Regions from separate parts of the Homo sapiens genome. Here regions 1 and 2 are each linked to region 3. The links are chromatin loops, found by intact Hi-C in ENCODE. Cell type or tissue: endothelial cell of umbilical vein. All regions are shown on one strand. Each heading gives the region's core, and the rest is flanking DNA. Links, peaks and the distances in the headings are about the cores only.

Region 1 (6,770 bases), core at 174-5,173, 360 kb after region 3:
CACAATCTCGGCTCACTGCAACCTCTGCCTCCTGGGTTCAAGTGATTCTCCTGCCTCAGCCTCTGGAGTAGCTGGAACTACAGGCACATGCCACCACACCCGGCTAATTTTTTGTATTTTTAGCAGAGATGGGGTTTCACTGTGTTAGCCAAGATGGTCTCAGTCTCCTGACCTTGTGATCTGCCCGCCTCAGCCTCCCAAGGTGCTGGGATTACAGACGTGAGCCACCATTCCTGGCTTCTCTACTTTCTTAATATACTTGCTTTCACTTTACTCTACAAGCTCATCCTGAATTCTTTCTTGCCTGAGATCCAAGAACCCTCACTTGGGGTCTGGATGGGGATGCCTTTCCTGTAACATCTTTTTGGTGACCACAGAAGGGACTATAGTGAGGAAACCCCCAGTAGGTGTTGGAGTCCTGTAACATCTTTCTGTTCACCGCAGAAGGGACTATAGTGTGGAAACCCCCTTCCCAAAGGCTACCTTTGGGTAAGTGTTGGGGTCCTGTAACACTATTGCATGCACTTCAGAGGAGGAAACAGACTCTACAGCAAGTGTATCATCCCTTCTTTTGGAGAGAAGAAATGTTTTACAGTCATAATGCCAGTACTTCTCTAAGTATCCTTTTTCAAACCAAGTTCACCAGGAGGGCCAAGACTGATAATGAAAATCCAGACTCCCAGCCCTCTCCATTCCTGCTGACTCAGAATGGCTAGAGCCCACAGCCATAAGATCTGCCTTTAATCAAACACTTCAGGAGATTCTTACGCACAATTTAAAATGCTGGAACCCCTGTTGCTAAGTGATAGGTATCAAATGAAGAAAAACTGCAGTACTTTTGACCGGAGTGGTGATGCGGATGGAGAGTTTCATGGAAGAGAGTTTGAACGGAGGCTTCAGCTGGTTTTATTAACTGTGGCAAAGAGGAGGTGGCATTCCAGGAGCAAGGAATGATGGTCAAAGGCAATGAAGTGCACAGGGCATCAATGGCTCTAGCATAGAGAAGAGAGAACTGCCCCAAAGTCTCTCACAGACGTGCACTCCAGGCCAACCAGATGATGTCTCTTGCCTTCTCCAGGGCCATTCTGCAGCCTCTCAGGCCTCCCTTCCATGTGCAAGCAGGGTGACACTGGAGAGGAATTGAACCATGGAAAGTTAGTTTTGCTCTGTGCTCACTTGTCACTGAGTGAGCTAAGCTGGCCGGCTTTTTGCCTTCTGTCAAGTCAGCTGCTCTCTGAATTCAAGCAGAAGTATGAGAAACTGGTTACCACTCAGGCTTGAATTTTGCTGTTCTCACTTCTTGAGAGAGCCACAAGCTGACTCTATTTCCAAATGGCAAACAGCCCTCTCAAGGCTACCCTCACCTTAGAGCAGGACCGCACAGCACAGAAAGGCCAGCGCTTAGCACACCAGGCATATGGAGCAGCTCAGGTGCCTCCGGGTGAGAAAGCGGCACACAGCAGGAGGAGATCAGATGTTACTAAGCAGCACGAGGTCTGGGCCAACTGTTGCATCCTTCCTTACTTGGCCACCTGGAAGCTGTCAATCAACTGAACAACAAGCATCTAATGGCTGACAGTACTTGGAGCCAGTGCAATCAGCCTCAACCCCTTTGTTTATTTCCACTTGATGTTATTTGATGAAATGTCTCTTTGGATGAGAGCCTGGTATTCATTTCCCCAGGAAGTCTGGGGTCTGGGCTCACCACTCCACAACCCCCAGCCCTGCCCCACCCTCCAACTCTATCAAAGACTACCACTGCCTCCCTTCTGGCCTTCTCCCAGCATGGTGTAGCAGAGATCATGATTAACTGGAACAAAGTAAGACACAGGCATGGCATAATGAACGTGGTGATGCCAGATGCCCCTCCTAGGAAGGACTTGTTCTAGCTCTGGGAGTGCTGTCAGCAGACAGTTGTCAGGTACCAACCCTTCAGGTCCACCTCAGTTGCAGAGAGCTGCCTTCCCCAAGGCCATTCCCTCCTGTGAGGCCCATATCCAGTGACTGATGGAGACAGGTGTAGAAAAGCCTGGCTCTTTGGCCCAGTGCTGGCCAATCCTTCCACCCTCCCCTTCTCTCCATAGGTACTAATCCTAAGGGCACTTCCTAGCAAACACCTACAACCTGAGTTCCCAGAGAACCCACCTTGCTAAACATGAGTTTGAATTTCATCTTAATGGCTCCTGAGGCCTGTGGCTTTGGGGAGACAATCACTTATTTTTTGTAAGGCTTAATGTCTTCATCCAATAAATGGGAATAATAGTAACTTCATAGGATTATTGTGTATGCGGAGTAATCCCTCATAAATATTAGATATCATAATCTTGGGCAAGTTTATGGCTTCTGGGAGCCTTGGATCCTTTATGCAAAAATGAGAACAATACTACTTACATCTCAGGATTTTGGTTAGACTTGTATGACATAATGTATGTCTTGTTACATGCGCAATAGATAAGAGCCCCCGCCCCCCACCATTTTCCCTTTAAAATACCCACGGAACCTTTATATAGTGAATTAAAAAAATAAGTTGTGTTTATTTTCTTTTTCTGTATTGCTTGCCCTTCATCAGTGTATAGGACATTTGTATTTGGAGGAGAAAAACTGAATGCAGAACAGAAAGGCAGGAGCTAGGGTGGAACCCTGGATTTGTGGCTCTGTTCTCTTTCGTCACAGCTCAATGGCCAGCTCCTCCGGGAAGCTCACCCTGACTAACTCAGTGCATTCTGCAAATTATTCATGCAACCATTGATGACCATCTCTTTTTCCTTGATTCACTTTTTTAGTTCTTATAATAATATATTTTCATGAATTACAGGATTTCTATGTTCTTATTGTAAGCCTCTGAGAAGCAGAGACGGTGTCTGTTTTTTAAGAGAGTATGCCTGGTGGAATACTACCATTTTCCCTGGGAGTGTTCATTTGTTACTGTGCTAGTTACCAGCAACGAACTCTTCCAACAGTGCTGAGTCCTCCTGCAGCCCCGAGATGCTCCAGGAATTCCCGCTGAATTGACAAGAAATCTGAGAGCCAGATGGGGCCTTCTGAGGCCCCCCAGTCCAACTCTGATCATCTTACCTTTCTGGAAACTTATTTTTGGTCATCTCCTTCCCTCATTTAAAGGCTCATGTGAAAATTTTTGCAAACCCATCTTTATTGTATCTTCTGTATTTTATAATTTGATAACTCTCAATTTTTAAAAAAGCTTGGTCAGTTCTAGGAACATTGTCTTACACTGACACCTGCTGGGCAGGTGGAAAAATAACAGGTACCTGTAACACTAGTGTCTTTTAGGACTAGAAGCAGAGAAACTCCATTCATCTTTCTTTAATAAGCATCTTTCTTACAACTATCCTAATTTTAAGCTTTCCTTTCCCTCTTCTCCCACTAAACCTAAAGTCTGGATTTTATATTTCTTGATGACTCTATTGCTAAAAGCCTATAGCACCATTAAACAACATCATTTCATAGATAACACTTAATGCTTAATGATGAACAATAATCCCGCTCATTACCTGTGACCTTGGTTCTGCAAGCACTATACCTCCAAACAACTGAGCTGTCGAGTGGGCCCCATGAAAAGTAGGTGGCCATTTTTAACCCTGGATTCACCCAGTTGGCCGGAACTGTGAGGCCATCTGATCTGGATCAGAGTGTCTCGGTGATGGAAGGAAGAGTCATTCAGTGTGAATGTCAGAGTTCTTATTTTGAAAGTTTTTCCAGGGATCACGACCCCAGTAAAAATTTATTTAAGTGTTTCATCATCCTAATGAGACTTTGTTATAAACCATGTCTCTCTCTCTCTGCTTTTATTTAAACACTTTTTTTTTCTGTCCAAACAAATTCCAGCTCTAATAGTCCTTTTATTCCAGGAAAGGATGGACAAACAAGTAAATAAAGTATATGATTTGTCAAATGATCATAAATGCTAAGTTTTACAAAAGGGCAGGAAGGAAGATAAGGATTGCGTGTGTGTGTTTGGGGAGGTGGTTGCTTACTGCTTATAGAGCCGTGTGGGGGATAAGGGCTGACCCAGGAGCCTTGGGTTTCTTGTGGTGACATAAACAAGGTTAGAAAGTATGCCGAGGCTGAGGCAGGAGGATCACTTGAGCCCAGGAGGTGGAGGTTGCAGTGAGCCAAGATCGTGCTATTACATTCCAGCCTGGGTGACAGAGACTCTGTTTCAAAACCAAAAAAAAAGTATGCTGAGGTTTAGAAAAGACTAATCAATATCCTATTTATTATAAAAACTTTATGATATTTTAATTTATTATCATAAAAACTTTACCAGATATACCAGTAGGCTATATTCTAATTATCCCCCTTACCAATCCCTTTCACTGTACTTTTTTGGGGTTTATTTAATAACTTAATCATTAAAAGTACTTTCTAGTTGGGTCCATACTTTTTTCCTGCAAGTGTTGATTTAGAGAGGAAGACAGGACCCAGGGTCTGAGCCTGTGGCATTTGTTAGCACTGCATGGGAACTAATTGATCCTCGGGGTCATCTGGAACTTGGAGAAGGAGGCACTGAAGAATTCAGTCGGGGTCACAGAGGAAGGGGCCTGATGCCTGGGATGGATGGGCCAGGCAGACTCAGTGAGAGGAAGGGAGGTGGATTTTGGATCTGGGTAAACTTCAGGTTTGAAAAGTGGCTCTCCTCCTTACTAACTGTGGATCTTGGGCAGTTACTTATCTCCTCTTTGCCTCAGTTTCTTCATCTGTATATGGGGATAACAATTCCATCTTGAATAGTGCTTGTTGACACGGTGCTTGGCACATAGTAGGTGTGAAGTTATTTCTATTCCCTGTTTCAGAAGGAACGCTATTTTGCTTATGTCTGGCCCTGTGTCTGCTCTGAACACCCCACTGCTAATTGTTCTTTCACTTGATCCATGCCGGTTCTGAAAATCTTTAGAATTCAAGCCTTCCCTTTTTCAAGTGTTCTGGCTGCCACAAATGATGGCTCTTCTCTTAAACTTCTCCGACATCCTTTCATCCTGGCATTTTCAGACTTCAAAAAACGGTCTTAGAGATTTATTGATTTAACAAATGTTTATTAAGCTCTTACAAAGTGCTAACACTGAAGATAGAAGAGTGAACAAAACAAACTAAAATTCCTGCTCTCAAAGACCTTTTATTCTGGGAGAGGATGGAAAAACAAGTAAATAGAGCTTATGAATTATCAAATAATCATAAATGCTAAGTAAAAAAAAAAAAAAAACAAAATGCAGTGCAGGAGGGGTAATTAGGATCGTGTGTGTGTGTTTGAGGAGGTGGTTGTTTGCTCTCATAGAGCCGTGTGGGGTCTGAGGGCTGACCTGGGAGTCCTGGGCTTCTTGTGTTGACATAAACAAGGTTAGGGAGCATGCTGAGGTTGATCTTGGTGGTCTCAAGGAGGATAGTGGTGTGGAGTGTGAAGGCTGGGGATTGGTAGGTTGGGCTCCAGTCAGGAGCATACAGAGTCCCCTCTTCATTCCTGCCAAAGGTGTCCTGGAGGAGAACATGGGGAGGGGCCTCCTGATTACACCTGGACCACAGAGAGTTGGTGGGCTCCCCTCTCATTTGCTTCCTTCAGTTCCTGATGACAAGACAGGCTGTGGGGACTTGGTAAATGTTGACTTCTTAAGACTCAGGCCCTGACAAGTGCATTGTCCTGCCCGGCTCTTGGCACATTGCATACCCTTCTGAGTCTCTATTTCTCCCTCATCTCTAGGAGGAGGAGGAGGCTGGCCTCTTATATCGATTTCTGCTAAAAACAAATTCTGTGATGTTAAGAAGTTTCAATTGTATCTCCATTGTTGGAGTTTTGAACAGAAAATAGAGAATTTTAGGGTCTAGATAGAATTTTTGGTTTATTTTTTCTTTCCAGTTGGCTTTGGAAGAAAAGGATGCAGGAAAGGAAGACTTGGCTTCTGTTGCTGGTTTAGAGGAGTGAGATTAGGTTTCCTGGATAATAGCCAAACCTACCAGAATAGGGGGATTGGATCTTTCAAAGACTGGGAAGAATTTGTTTGGCAGGAGATTTGCTGACTTGATCAAGAGGGATTTTCCACTCAAATTTTCTGGGAAAGGGAGAAGAAAATCCTGGTAAAATCAACTTAAATGCTCCCTTTGTGGATATTCATGACCCTCAGGGCTGAATTAGTTGCTCCTGTCAGTTTCCACAGAAAGGTGGGAAGAAAGATGGAGCCAAGGGATAGGATAAAGGCCAGTGATCTCCTGCAGGAGCAGCAGTGCGTGTATGATGAACATTTAATAAGTGTGCAATGAATTAACAAATAAAGAATGAAAGACAATAAGACAAACTGTATTAGGTCTCGCTATAAGGGAATACACGACACTGGGTAATTTATAAAGAAAAGCGATTTAACTGGCTCCGAGTTCTGCAGGCTGTACAGGAAGCATGACGCCAGTATCTGCTTGGCTTCTGTGGAAGCCTCAGGGAGCTTTTACTCATGGCCAAAGGCAAAGTGGGAGGAGGCATGTCACATGGCAAAGCAGGAAGAAGAGAGGTGCTACATACTTAACAACATTTTCAGTTATTTATTTATTATTTTTGAGATGGGGTCTCACTGTTGCCCAGACTGCAGTGCAGTGGCTTGATCATGGCTCACTGCAGCCTTGACAACCCCCTCCTCCTCCCCGCCCTGGGCTCAGGTGATCCCCCAACCTTAGCTTGCCAGGTAGCTGGGACTACAGGCATGCACCACCATGGCAGGCTAATTTTTTATATAGCTGGGGTTTGCCGTGTTGCCCAGGCTGGTCTCAAA
Region 2 (6,770 bases), core at 174-5,173, 200 kb after region 3:
TCCAGCTCTCCCTGGGCTCTGATATTATTTCCTCCCCTTGTCTCTTCATTCCTGACATGGTGATGGTTTCCTACCATTGCTAATCTATGGGCACACCATCTTCCTTTGTTGATTCACTTAACTCTTCCCACACCTCTGAAAGTGGTTCTTTCATTCAAGGGTCTTCATTTGAACCACCTTAGGTGAGTTCTGTTTCTGCCAGGACCGCTGTTATTGATACAGGCACCAGAACAAGAGGGATTTCTGCATATGCAGGGAGCTAAATGTAGTAAGTAGGACCCAAGTATAGGGTGTAAGGTGGAGGGAGGATAGATGAATGGTTAGGGATGGGGCTGAAAGACGCCAACTCATGAATGCTGGAGATTTTTATTCTGAAAGCTCTGATTAGCCATTGAAGGATTTTAAGCAAGAGAGAGACATCGTTAGATTTCTACTTTAGAAGGAAAGCTGGCTAGGCACGGTGGCTCACGCTTGTAATCCCAACACTTTGGGAGGCCCAGGCGGGCAGATCATGAGGTCAGGAGATCGAGACCATCCTGGCTAACATGGTGAAACTCTGTCTCCACTAAAAATACAAAAAATTAGCCAGGTGTGGTGGCGGGTGCCTGTAGTCCCAGCTACTTGGGAGGCTGAGGCAGGAGAATGGCGTGAACCCAGGAGGTGGAGCTTGCAGTGAGCCGAGATCACACCACTGCACTCCAGCCTGGGGGACAGAGCGAGACTCAGTCTCCAAAAAAAAAAAAGAAAGCTTATTGGCTACTGTGTGTAGACTGGATTGTCAAGGTGGTATGTGAGTGGTTAAGACGAGATTAGCTAGGAGGTACATAAGCACATAAGATGATTGGAGCTAAATCAGCTAATGGTAAACCTTAGAAGGTTTCTTACCTCTGTAAGCCATTGGTTCCTCCATCCTCCCTGAGGATGAAGTCGCTCAGGGAGAGGTCTAGTCAGTTTTTCTTCAGTTTCGGGGAGCTACCCAGTATCTTTCTGATACGTATGTGTGTGTTTGTGTATTTTTTTTCTTATAACCAATTTTCCAGAACTAGTTTCTTTTGTTTGCAACAAAAAATCCTGATAAAAGATTCAAGGAAGAAATGAATAGAGTCCATATGGGTTGGGTCCATTCCACAGATACTTAGGAATAAGTACAACTGACTGAACTTGGTGATAGAAAGAATGCATGTGGCCAAGTGGCCAAGGGAGAGAGGAGTCAAGAATGACTCTTGGTTTTTAGATTTGAGACTTGGTAGATGATGCACCATTCACTAAGATGAAGGATATTGGAGGAGGATCACATTTCCCACTCCCACTGTAGGGGAGGGATGAGTAACTCAGTTTTGACAAGCTGAGTTTGAAGTGCTTATGGAAATGTCCAATAGATACTCAGTTATGTGGCTCCAGAATTTAGGAAAAAGATCTGGCTGGAGATGGAAATTTGGAAAGCATCAGCTTATTAGTAGCAGCTGAAGCTGTGGGAGTAGATGAAGTCACTCAGGGAGAGTATGTAATACGAAAACAGGAGAGAGAAGAGCTGGGAGGAGAAAAGGAGTCCACCTAGTGAGAAATTGGAGATGGTAGAGTACAAGGGATTGAAGTGAGCATGGAATCTAGGGTGGAAAAGAGTAAAGGAAACTGCTGCCTCCAGTCCTGGGTGGGATTCAGAACTGGCGGTAGCAGTCTGGTTGAATGGTGGCTGTATTGTGATGATCTAGAAGAATAGAATATGGTGGTGGAGGCAGAAGTGGTATTGGAGTCTAAGATTTCCAAGATGGAGCAATTCTGAGGAGTAATTAAACTCAAGGTGTGGTCATGAGACTCAAGGTACTGTGAGCCTAAGGTGGCTTATGCATGGAGATTTAAAGTCCTCCAGGTGGAAGAAGTGACCCAATTGGCCGAGTTTATGTTGAATGTGTAGTGAGGTCAGAGATGAGAATGACAATGAGCGACTAAAGGAAGTATTAATAGTTTGGAAGCGGAAACAGGAGAATTCTGCAACCTTCCTTGCAATACACACAAACAGAGCTTGAAAATACAGAACAGCTCTTACCCTAGTCCCAGAGGACTGCAGAAAAGTGGTGTCACAGGGACTGCAGAGCTTCTCTCTTATGCAAGGAGAGTAGAGAGCAGGGAATTTATTCGAACAGGTTGAGAATAATAAAGAAGTTTGTTACCACCAAATGAGGAATCCAGATGATAATAAGAATGAAGGAGGAAAATTGGATTTTGGGAGCAGAATAGGGAAGGGGACAGATGATAACTGTGTTCAAGGATGATGGAGGTGTTACTGGAATTCTGATGACAGTTAAGTTTATGCTGGTGCTCAAGCTTGGTCATTACCCATGAGTGGTGGCCTTTGCTTTTCTTTGGCTTTCCACAGGACAAAAGTGAAAACAACTGGGCTGCAAGAAACTTTGGGATATTTGTTTTCTCTCAAGAAAGTAATTTTGACTGTAACATAAGAAGCCACTCTGATAGGAATATCCTCCAAAAGTATTGAATTAAGTGTTAACCTGACATTTTAACACCATAAACATTTTAAACATTAGTTCTTAGTTTTTGCCTTTGCCATACTCTACATCTGAGGTCAGATACAAATGTGCTTCTGTGAAATAGTTTTCTGAAAAGTTTTTATGAATTATAACTTATATATATACATAATGTACTTTTTTCTAAAAAGATACATACAGTGGGTTCAAGACAAGGAGGAAGAATTATATCAGTGTGAAAATAGAAGCTATTTGGTCTAAGTTGGAAAACCAGCAAAGAACATTATTTCTTGCTAAAGGATTAGGAAAGACTTAAAATAGTTATCTAAATTGTCAATTCAGGAACATTTTTGTGCAATATACAAAGGGTTCATTAGCCTACTCACAATGATTTTTGACATTGCCTTTTCTTTTTGTCATCCAGACCTACTCTGATATCTTCAGGTAAAGAGATGTAAAAAAGTTCTTTGGAGAAAATCTCAATTCTCTCACAACAGATAAGAAGATACTCTCCAGAGAAAGACAGCTGAGGGTTCTTGAGCTAATGACTAAAACCCCTAAGGCCACTTCTAGTTGGTTAATTCTGACCCCTGGGGGTTGGTTTCTGCAAACGCATCTACTTCAACACTAAGGCAGGACATGCATGACTATAAACTGGCTGGCCCTGCTTTTAAAAAAGAACCTTCACTGAACTGAAGCAAGAATGTGGAGCCATTCATTACCAAATTGAAGAGAAAAAGTGGTATTAAGAGGCACTTAAATGCAAAAGTGAACTCATTTAAAAAATAAAACAAAACAAAGGACTTCATAATGTACTGGCAATAATAATTACCCAGAAAAGGATGCATTATTTACAAAATCATAAAATGTCATTGTTTGTCAATTTTCTTCATAAAGACAAAAACTGGTAAATCACAGTACTTCTGTTTTTTTCTTTCTATCTTTCTTTTTTTTTTTTTGAGACGGATTCTCGCTCTGTTGTCGAAGCTGGAGTGCAATGGTATGATCTTAGCTCACTGCGACTTCTGCCTCCCAGGTTCAAGTGATTCTCCTGCGTCAGCCTCTGGAGTAGCTGGGATTACAGGCCCTTGCCACCATGCCCAGCTAATTTTTGTATTCTTAGTAAAGATGTGGTTTCACCAGGTTGGCCAGGCTGGTCTAGAACTCCTGACCTCAGGTGATCCACCTGCCTTGGCCTCCCAAAGTGCTGGGATTATAGGTGTGAGCCACTGCACCCGGCCCTACAGTACCTCTTTCATTAAAGCATCAAATATGTGCCAGGTATGTGCAAATGTACTGTTACATGGCCCATGTAACAGGAGAGAGTAGGATGGTGCCATTTAGCTCTGGGGAAGCTTATATTGGTAATAGATGGAATTAGTAAAGGTAGGAATCTTAACTTATAATTTTATTTTAAAAAGGCACAATAAGTATGAGAATGAAAAAAGATTCAGCATATGAGACTAAGGCTGCAAGGAATTCAGTATTTTTCTCATTTGTCCTAATACCTCATGGTAGAGAATAGGCCCTCGGGGAGCTAAATCTTTAGGTTTGTGAAAGACTGAGAGTTGAATTGCTGCTAATGCCAAGTCCCCAAAATAAAATAAGAAACTAGTTAGCTGAAATTCCTGAAGGTCTTTAATATCACCACAAAATACAGATCATGTGAAAGAGAGATTTTGCTCAAGAGCATCTTCTAAAAATCCTCAAAGAATACTTTCCCCATTATTTCTACTATTCAGCCATTGATTGATAGAACTGGCTGTAGCATAGAACTGTTTCTATGCAGTGGCATTTGATGAGTAGGGTCTCATTTGTGCAAATAGGGTAGAGGTAGGGAAACTTTCTAGTCCTAATACAACTGTGGCCAAGTGGAAGGCTTTGAGTATTTCTACTAGAAAATGTTGTTTCCTGGTTTGACCCCAGAAATTAAATGGTGGGCAACCCAGTAGATCTTAATCAAAACTGTGAGGCAAAATTTGTCCTTGGTCCATTCATCAACACTCTTTCAAGCTTTTTTTTTTTTTTGAGCACGTAGGCCAGGCATGATGGCTCACGTCTGTAATCCCAGCACTTTGGGAGGCTGAGGTGGGTGGATCACTTGAGCTTAGGAGTTCAAGATCAGCCTGGACAACAGGATAAAACCCTGACTCTAGAAAAAAATACAAAAATTAGTCAGGTGTGGTAGTGCGTGCCTGTAGTCCCAGACACCCAGGAGGCTGAGGTGAGAAGATTGCTTGAGCCCAGGAGATGGAGGGTGCAGTGAGCCTGGATTGTGCCACTGCACTCCAGCCTGGGTGACAGAGTAGGGCCCTGTCTCAATAAATAAATAAATAAATAAATAAATAAATAAATAAATAAAACACTTATTATGTGTCAGGTATAGGTACTAGGGATACCTGGTCCTAAACCTAGTGAAATGAATATTCTAATGAGAGAATAAAATAATGACTACAAATTTTGATGGACATTATTTGGGAAACAGACAGGGGAAAGAAAAAAATGGGAAATATTTAAACTGGGCTTTAAAGATGAAAAGGAGCTTAAGTTGGGCAAGATCTTAGTGGGTCCAAGAATCTGAGAAAGGCTAGTTGGAGTTTTGTAAGATAGAGGAGAGAAAGTATGATGAGGCTGGAACTGGTATCTTTTTACCTACCATTTCAGTCTCGCTCTCCACCTTCCGTGACCCAAAGCACAGTGTGTTGTCAATCATTCATTTATTCTGTCAATATGTAGGCACTATTCCAGCTGCTCAGAATAGGAGAGAGAACCAAACAGACCAAATTCCTGCTCATATGGCTCTTACATTGTAGTAAACCCCAGGACGTTGATTTGATTACTGTCTTCTGTAATGCTTGATGTGAAAGCTGGATATGTGGATGGAAAGAAATAGAGGTGAAGTGGGAGTTGGGGGAAGGAGGGAAACTTGATACAGGGTGGTCTGGGAAGGCTTTATGATAAGGTGACTATTGTCAGCTTTTCAAAATAGAAAAAAAAAGATATCCCCTATGGCCAACGGGATGTTAGTTGATTGGCTTAAGATGTTGCTTGTCCTTGGAGTATTTTATTCAACACTTGACACAAAGTGCATTGGGGTAGTCCATTTGCTCCCTAGAAGTGGTTGGAATGCAGACTAGGGGTGAATATGTATGGGAATTAGAGAAAGATTCCTGGAGAAGAGAGAAACAAATAAGGTTTTGACAGAAAGACAAAGGAAAAAATAATATTCCAGGCTGAGAGAACGACTTGAACAGAAGCCTCGAGGTATTAAAGTATGCTTTTATTGTGTAAGTTTTTTGTCACTGTGGGAAGAGGGAGTGGTGCATCTTTGTCAGTTTAGCCCGAAAACACACAGCACTTCAGGTATTTCAAGAAGAGGAAATGTAACGCAGAGAATAGGGTATGTAAGTGATGGAAGGGATAAGAAGTCAAACAGAGACGGTGAGGCAGCTCAGAGTTCAGCTGTACCAGGGAGCTGCTGCTTCCTCTAGGACTGGAGGGAAAGAAGGTGGTGCTACCACAGCCCAGGATCTGGGGCCATCTTGTGGAAGTGGGAATCACAGTAGACCTTCCTTAAGGGAATGGGGTCTATGAAGGAAGAGAATGTTCCGTGGGAACTGGGAACAAGCCAGGGGAGGAGGTCAGCGTTAAAGATGCTGACCTGAAGCAGACAGTGGGGCAGGATTCCGGCCTTTCCCCGACTCCTGCCTTCCAGTCTCCTGCCGCGGCACCCACTGGCCAACGCTACTCCAAAGCTAGCAAGAGGGAAAGGGAGCTTGGGAAGTGTAGTTTCTGGGGTACAGAGCAAAGGGAGAAGGGCAGGGAGTGGATGTGAGAGCAAACAAGCAAATTACCACCAAGTGGATGAGGGGAGCAAAAGAAGGAGGGCAGGGCAGTTGAGATTCAGGAAATGAGGCTGCAAGGGAGGGGTAGATCAGAAACAAATCATGGCAGCCTTTGGTAGCTAAGGAGATTGGGCTTTATTTTTTGGCCACAGGGAGCCATAGTAGGATTTTTAAGAAGATATTAATTTTTATGAGTTTTTTAAATTATAAAAATAATATACATTCATCATAAAAACATTCTAACAGTACATAAATTTAAAGACAACAGTAAAATCAAGGTTCTCAACCTCCTTCTAGACTAACTACCTCTCCTCCCATCCCACTCTCCACAGGTTAGCAGTTTGGTACCCCCACCGACATTACTCAAGAGTATACAAACAACACATATGCACATGCTCTGCTGTGTATAATAAGACTCATTTATTATCTATATATGCAT
Region 3 (8,088 bases), core at 1,238-6,237:
GAACTTTAACCTTGCTTGACTCCATTTCTTCCCAATCCCTGACTGCTCTAACACACACATACACACACACACACTCAGCAATGGGAGAGGGGTGTTGATCGAAAGATTTACTTATGTATTTGTCTTCTAAAACAATTCTTTTTCTCAGTCTCAAAGACCTTGAATCTTGTTTCCCATATAAAGGAAAAGACTGCATTTCAGATAAAGAGCACAAAACAGTATAAGGCTGTGATACAAAAATTACAGAATCTATTAAAAATCCATTTTAATCATTTGCTTAGTGCTTCAAAAATATAACTAGGAAACAAGGTACTATCATCTGCATGCTTTACCTGTGAACTTCAACAGTCTTCACAAATTCTACTTTTGGTAGCCCTACTCCAACCCAGGTATCTAATATTATTGGTTCCAGCTGGGATCTTAGAAAAGTATTAGGGATTAAATAACATGTTGACCCACATGTAGTCTTGGAAGCCAAAACAGTATATGTTGCAGTGTGTTCCTTTCTTGGTGAATTTTATCAAGGAGCAGCCTCAGGAATTTTCATCATGAACTGATCATGCAAAACTCTATAGAATTTTCCAGTGTACTTTCTGGGTCCTCATTAATGTCATGGAACATTCACCTGTTTTTTCCTCTTATAAATGACTACAATGATGCAGAAAACCATTTGATGGTTTAATACACCTTCATTAGGAGTTAATTACATAAACAAAAATATTCAATAGAGTAATGACTATAAATGAAACCATTTTTAACAGGTCATTTGGTAGAAGTAATATTTATTTAACCCATCACTGCATACTAATTTTAGAAATATGAAAAGTTTATCAAGATCTACCACTACAGGAACCTTTTGGAATATAACCCTAAACTGAATTACATTTCAAAATATCATACCTGAGCAATGATTTGTTCTCCATCGTTGTATACTTTGGTGCCTATCACATCTACTACTTTCAGGCGTTCAGAAAACTACAAAGAAAGAAAAACAATATTAAATAGAAACAAATTAACTGGGTAAGCTTATCTAGTTCGGGAGTAAAAAACTGGTAGCCTATAGGCCAAATAAATCGAGCAGTGTGTAGGTTGTATATGTGTTTGTTGTATTAATTACCAGCCAGCATTTTAAAATAATTTTTCATAAAAATTCAATCTCCAGCTTCTCTTGAAAAATCAGCATCACATAGCCCATATTTCCACATGGCAACAATAAAACTATGGTGGGATAGCAGCTGTTTCTTTAATGAAATACATGTTCTCCAATCTGCCAAAGTCCCTTCCTGGCTTGGTTTTCTTCTCTGTGTTACCTGCCTAGCTCTGAAGGCACCAGATTTCCAATCCCTGACCTACTCTTATTTAAAGAAATATGCTGCTGGAAAAGATCAGCTGTCTACCACGCACTGTGTGATGTGGACAAAATTTTTACCAGATGTAAGCTGATAATCCAACAGAGACATTCAAAAGGAGAAGCACTGCTGTTTTGACACTTGCCATTTTATAAGATGTTGTGGGTACATATATATGCCTGTCTTTAATTACTCTCAAAATACTTCAAATATGACAGTGAAATAGAAAAGCATTTAATTTAATGATGAAGTATGGAAAATGAAGCTGAATTTTTAGGGTAACAACAACCTACTCTCTCTCATAAGTCTCTACCTTCAAAGATAAAAACCTAAGAGCTGGTCTCATTGAGAAGACCTCTGGGCTGAGAAATGAAGGAGCCCTGCAGCTGTGTAGGAAGACATTCCAGACAGACGGCAAGTACAAAGACCCCGAAGTGGGTGTGGGACAGGTGTGTTTGAGGAGTGGCAAGAAGCTGATGTGTCAACAGAGAGATGATGAGTGTGGAGCAGTAGGAAATGAGGTTGGGGAAAATGGGTGGGGGAATGGGACAGTCTGTGCAGAGCCTTAGAGGCCATGTGAGGAGGAGCTTAAATAGAGCAGTGCCACAACCAGGGATTTTAAAAGATGACTCTGCAATTAGCCAGGCAAGAGGTGATGGTGGTTCATATGAGTCAGTGCTAACTCGAAGGTTTTTGGCCTGAGACACTGGAAGGATATGTTGCCATCTGCGGGGAAAGAGAAAAGGAGTAGATTTGGGACATACTAGGTTTGAGATGTCTATTAGACATCTGAGAGGAAATCTTACATTTGCAGTTGGATAAGTAAGTCTGACCTTCAAGGGAGGGGCCTTGCCCAGTGATATCAATTTTAAGAAGCATCAATATATGGACAGTACAGGTGGTCCCTGACTTACAGTGGCTTGATTAATGATTTTTCAACCTTACAGTTGTTTGAAAGCGATAGAAACTATACTTCTAATTTTGAGTTTCGATCTTCTCCCAGGCTAGCGATATGCAGTACAACGCCAGGCAGAGAGCCACAACGCCCAGCCAGCCTCACCACAATGAGGTGAACAACCCATGCTCTCCAGTGCACTGTGCTGCCAGGTGACTGTTCCCAGCTGTAGGCTGATGTGAGTGTCCTAAGCATGTTTCAGGTAGGCTAGGCTGAGCTCGAATGTTCCATAGTTTAGGTGTATTAAATACATTTTCTATTTATGATATTTTCAACTCACAATGGGTTTATTCGTAAGGTAACCCCATAGTAAGTCAAGGGACATCTGTATTTAAGGCCATGGGATTCGACATGTTCACCAAGTGAATAAGTGTATCCTGAAAAGAGAAGAGGCCAAGGACAGAGGCCTGGAATGCCAGTTTTAAGAGGAGAAGAAAAGAGGAATAAACAGCAAAGATGACTGAGAGGAAGAGGCCAGAGAGGACATTCTATATCTAGAGAACGCCTCACTGTAAAGTTACAACTAGTGGCTCTTGTCTACATCTATGTGATTATATTAAGTCTGCTATCAGATAAAGACCACATATAAATTTGCTATAGATGCTGGGTAGGAATGTATTACTTTCAAATAACAAAACAAATGAAATTATAGATAGCAGAAGAAACAATGAGTTATAAAAATTAGCACTACCATTTAATCTTTTCAAATAAAAACATGGATAGATTTTTTTTTATTCAAAGAAATTTTTCTATAGAACTAAATATTCCTAGCAAAACAGAAACTTTTAAAGCAAAATAAAATAAAAGCATAAACATATACTTACCTCCAAAGATTTAAGGAATGGCAGTGACTCAATAAAGCTTTCATACATTTTTCTCTTTTTGGCATTGTTTTTCACAATTATTCTCCTGAAGGTTACCCTGTCCTACAGGCAGAACAGTTAAAGGGTAAATTTTATGGGGGTAAAGCTATACAAATAGTTTTATTTTATTCCCTACAAGAAACAATGATTGAAGATTCTGAAATAAAAGATTAACATCATTATACTTTTAATGCAACTCATTTCATATTTTTATTTCGTCAAGCACAAAATATAATACAGAACCACATAAAATACTGTTTTCTTTTTTTTTTTTTTTTTTTTTTTTAAAGAAAGCATCTGTTGACTTTTTATACATAACAGAAATCTGACCAATATGTTGGGTTCTGCCCACAAGGAGGCGCTGTCACAGCATTTTTAAATATGTATACTAGCACTCTGTTCTTTTACTCTGTTATGTACTCTACGTTCTTTTTCATATCCACATTATGTCAAAATTTTCTTGTCAAAAATGTGGAGGGATGCCCAAAGAAATTATAAATGCTTAAAGTGATGGCTACTCCATTTACCCTGATGTGATCATTATATATTGTATGCTGTTATCGAAATAGCTTATGTACCCTGTAAATATATACACATAATATGTACTCATAAAAAAAATTTTTATTTAATGTGAAGGCACAGAGAAACTACAACTATGTTTTTGAGTAAGATCTAATTCCAGTGTTTACCATGTTCACAGTCTAAAATGTTCCTGTTTATACTATCATGCCCTCAAAGATACAGAACTCGGTTGAAGAACTAGTAAAAATTTTAAGGATACAGCTCAAAACATTATTTTCCTAAAAATTTTATTTTAAATAATTTCTCATAAAATATTTTAATTCTTTAATAAAAGCCTCAATAATTATGTTAGATTGGCATTCATTAATAAACAATTATACCATTTTAATAAAGTAAAAATTGGGATATATTATTTAATAAATTACTATGCCAATATTTTAATTTTTTTTTACTTTTATTTTTAATTTTTGTGGGTACATAGTAGGTGTATATTTATGGGGTACATGAGATGTTCTGATACAGGCATGCAACATGAAATATGCACATCATAGAGAATGGGGTATCTGCCCCCTCAAGCATCTATCCTTTGAGTTACAAAAAATCCAATTACATTTATTTTAAAATATACAATTTTATTATTGACTATGGTCACCCTATTGTGCTACCAAATACTAGGTCTTATTCATTCTTTCTTATGCCAACATAATAAGGCTGAATTTAAATGAACTAGTGCAATGGAGAAAAATGCCAGTATAGATGAAAGTCTCTAGGTGTGATGGACTGCAACTGAATGTTTCTATCACTCTAAAATCCCTCTGTTGAAATCCTAATCACCCAGGATAGTATTAGGTGGTGGAGCCTTTGGAAGATGGTTAGGTCATGAGGCTGGAGCCCTCATGAATGGGATTAATGTCCTTATAAAAGAGATCCCAATGAGCTCCCTTGCCCCTTCCACCATGTGAGAACACAAGTAGAAGACGCTGTCTGTTAAACAGGAAAACAAGCCCTCACCAGACACCGAATCTTCTGGTGCCTTGATCTTGGACTTCTCAGCGTCCAGACCATGAGAAATAAATGTATGCTGCTTAAGCCACCCATTCTATAACAGTCTGTCATAGCACCCCAAAAGGACTAAGACACTAGGAAATTAAACATCTTGTTTCCCAATTTGGTATTGGCTGTAATTTGGACTTGTTTTACTCCTAATACTTTTTTTAAAAGAAAATTTTACAAGATAATTAGCACAAATATTGAAATTATTTCCAAGCCTGGCTCTGCATCAGAATAAGCTATAGTATTAAAAAAGATTTCTGAGACACCAGACCTTAATGACTCAAGATCTCTGCATGTAGGGCTCAATAATTCATAAATGCTCCCAAAGTGATTCTGATATGTAATCAGGTTTGGAAATCAGGTATAACACCATTGTATGGACAGCGGTTATTGCAAAACAGAGAAGACTCAAAATAGCTTAATGATTTAGAAACTAATCATAATCAGTTATATCTCTCAGAAAGAATTTTCCATTAGTAACCTACCTCTTCACACCCACTGTGACATATAAAGTCCAGAATTTCAAATACTTTCATCCTGAAGCCATTTCAAAAATCACCTTTCCAAATCATCAGTATAGTCACGTAGATCATGTTAGCCCTAAGGCTAATAGTGACCAAATATTATTTACAGAGTGAGACTATTCTGCAATGGACTTTTCTCTTGGGCTTTTTTTGCTTATCTTTACACACCTGTATTTATAAGGCAGACCTCCAGTCTGTTGACCTTAAAAGAAAAATTTATTTTCTACTCGACTCTCCCTGAGAAGGAGTTATTATAATTAGTCAAGTCACCCTTAAAAAGTAGGCTTGAAATACTAAGTAATTATGTTAATTATTCTAACTTTTTTAGAAAGCTATTATATGTCAGGAGGATTATCACAAACTGCCCATTTTTATAAAATTTAATAACATGTATAGACTACTAAAAAGCTCTGAAAATGCTTAATCCTATCTTAGGAACTTAAGTAGTACGTGCACTAGGAAATTCTGGGTCTTTTATACCCCATTAAAGTTTCTACAAGGGCTAAAAACTATCAGTATTCAAAGAGGCCAACCTATAAAACAGTTGATCTTATTCTGAAGATGTGCAAGGAGGCAGTTTCCTCACTGTGTGACAATCTGACAATCTGAATCTGAACGGCAACCCCATTGGAATGACTACATTTGAAAAGTAAACCTTCCTGAATAAAACAGGTCATGGCAGATGCTAGATTTATCCCACCACTTTAATTACAGGCAGACAAAGACTTCTGTGGGTGAAGGACTGTCCTGGTTTGAAGTTTTTTCTTTGCTGGCTTTGGGTATTCAAATCACTGACAGTTCTTTCCTTTTCCTGAGACAATTCAGCTTTTCCTCTAAACCTTAAAAAAGTGACTCATCACATTTTTAAATAAGTATATAATAACTGGTTCCAATTAAAAGAAATGTAAAATGTCTTGTCTCTTTGATCAAGAGATATTTTTTATCAGCTGAATTGACTTCAGAGTCAAATGCTGAACTGTGACTAAATAATGTGTGACTTCCACAATGCTATATACAGTAGTCCTTGGAAATGAGACTTTTAACAGACTTCATATTTACTTCAACCTCTTCTCTTTCCACAAAAGGATTTGAGAGAAATAACCCAATAAATGCATGTCAAAACTAGTGGGTGGGCTATTTTCAACAATTTTAAAAGAAAATACATATACTGTAAACATTTCCCTAAATCGATGCTGTTTAAGGTTTGGCCTGACATCAGGCAGTACTGCCATCTCCTGGGAGCTGATGAGAAATGCAAAAATCACGGGCCTCACCCCAGAACCACTGAATCAGAATCTGCATTTTAACTGGATTCCCAGGTGATTTGTAAGCATATTAAAGTTTGAGAATCACTACCTTAAATACAATCCTCCAGAAGGAGCTTTAGTAGTGCCTAATAATTTGCATCCTATCATATGTGAAAATATTGCCCGAATGTATCTTTAAACCAGCTTTTAAGTCTTGCGGGAATACCACATTAAGAAATGTATTTAAAAGTACTAATGCTCAGGTCCCAGTGCTGAAGATTCTGATCAATTTGCCCATGGTGAGGTCTAGGTAAGAGGATTTTTTTTGAGACAGAGTCTCGCTCTGTCGCCCAGGCTGGAGTGCAGTGGTGCAATCTCAGCTTCACTGCAAGCTCCGCCTCCCGGGTTCATGCCATTCTCCTGCCTCAGCCTCCTGAGTAGCTGGGACTACAGGCACCCACGACCGTGCCCGGCTAATTTTTTGTATTTTTAGTAGAGACGGGGTTTCACCGTGGTCTCGATCTCCTGACCTCGTGGCTAGGTAAGAGGATTTTAAAAAAATACTCCAGGTAATTCTGATGTGGGGCACATGAGCACAGCCACCAAGCATTTTTTCCCTACACAACTGCTTTTAAATGCAGAGTAGTTACCAATCAATTTATAGCACCAAGAGCATCCTTTTATACTGGTTTCTCAAACTCCGAATTTCTGATGCAGTAGGTCAGAATCAGTGGGTGGGGCCCCAGAATGGGCATTTCTAAAAAGTTCCCAAGTGATACAGCTGCCAGTGTTCAGGGGACCACACTCTGGGAGCCACAACTTTATCAGATTATAATACTTACCTCAGAAAGCTATCTGAGAAAAAGTACTTAAGGCTGTGTTTGTATGGCTGGTTATTTTCTAAGAGTGGGTAAGACAGGAGCATTCTGAATCTGAGTGTCTTTCCTGGGCCACCAGGTCCCAAGCTCCTGACTGGACTGGAGGAGTGGGGGCAATGACATCAGGATCTGACTTAGTGAAGTCTTAGTGCCCTACAGTTCAGCATTCAGTGGCTGCTTAATAAATTACCTGATGACTGATGATCTTTAAATTAAAATACTACATGCGGCAATTTGTAACACCGTCATAGCAATTGCTACAAATCATAACATTCAGGTCAAATAAGTATTTTACTCACCAAACCCCACAGAGCACCAGGAGAGGTAGCAGTGATTGTAGCTGCTCTGGGTGTATTGTACATTAAGGCCAGTTCGCCGAAACTCCCACGATTATCATAGTTACCAACACATCTTCCAACACCATCACATTTCACATAAATATCAAATGTGCCTCTGTTGGACATATGTAGATTGGAGGTTAATTCAAATAAAATATCATTAAAATAAAACATTATTTCAGAAAAGAGCCCTGTGAAATAAAAATCTTATTTCCAGCCTGTTATCCCCTCCGATGACAATAAAGGGGAATCAATCTGTGCCATCTGTTCCAGACCATGTGCCTGCTGGGAAAAATGGGACTAAACAATAAAAATTTGGAATAAGGAATGATAAAACTATAACTAAAGACTACAACCAA

The links. Hi-C counts contacts between places; a loop is a spot of excess contacts. Peaks named below come from ENCODE experiments on the same cell type or tissue, not always from the same donor. Only the 100,000 strongest peaks of a DNase experiment are listed, where the experiment ranks them.
Region 1: a loop joins it to region 3, with 17 times the contacts of the local background. A loop is called at or near these places in 81 of 110 quality-filtered maps.
Region 2: it touches region 3 in a loop (19-fold over the local background); 94 of 110 quality-filtered maps call a loop at or near these places.

The regions. Positions count from the first base shown.
Region 1 is chr7:106,789,685-106,796,454 of GRCh38, reverse strand. The region is part of intron 1 of LINC02577 (long intergenic non-protein coding RNA 2577); the gene reads right to left. Among named protein-coding and RNA genes, the nearest start is that of LINC02577, 18 kb to the right of the region's middle. In endothelial cell of umbilical vein, for the core only: a CTCF peak has its summit at 3,245 (motif pointing left); no DNase peak of the experiment used is centred there.
Region 2 is chr7:106,943,739-106,950,508 of GRCh38, reverse strand. No RefSeq gene overlaps it. Among named protein-coding and RNA genes, the nearest start is that of PIK3CG, 82 kb to the right of the region's middle. In endothelial cell of umbilical vein, for the core only: a CTCF peak has its summit at 3,078 (motif pointing left); a DNase peak (open chromatin) is centred at 3,068; H3K27me3 peaks cover 276 bases.
Region 3 is chr7:107,146,064-107,154,151 of GRCh38, reverse strand. It overlaps PRKAR2B (protein kinase cAMP-dependent type II regulatory subunit beta), which reads right to left. Exons shown (of 11, transcript NM_002736.3): 6 at 7,691-7,844; 7 at 3,129-3,230; 8 at 901-975. Among named protein-coding and RNA genes, the nearest start is that of HBP1, 19 kb to the left of the region's middle. RefSeq lists an enhancer at 1,076-2,275. In endothelial cell of umbilical vein, for the core only: a CTCF peak has its summit at 3,501 (motif pointing right); a DNase peak (open chromatin) is centred at 3,551; H3K27ac peaks cover 601 bases.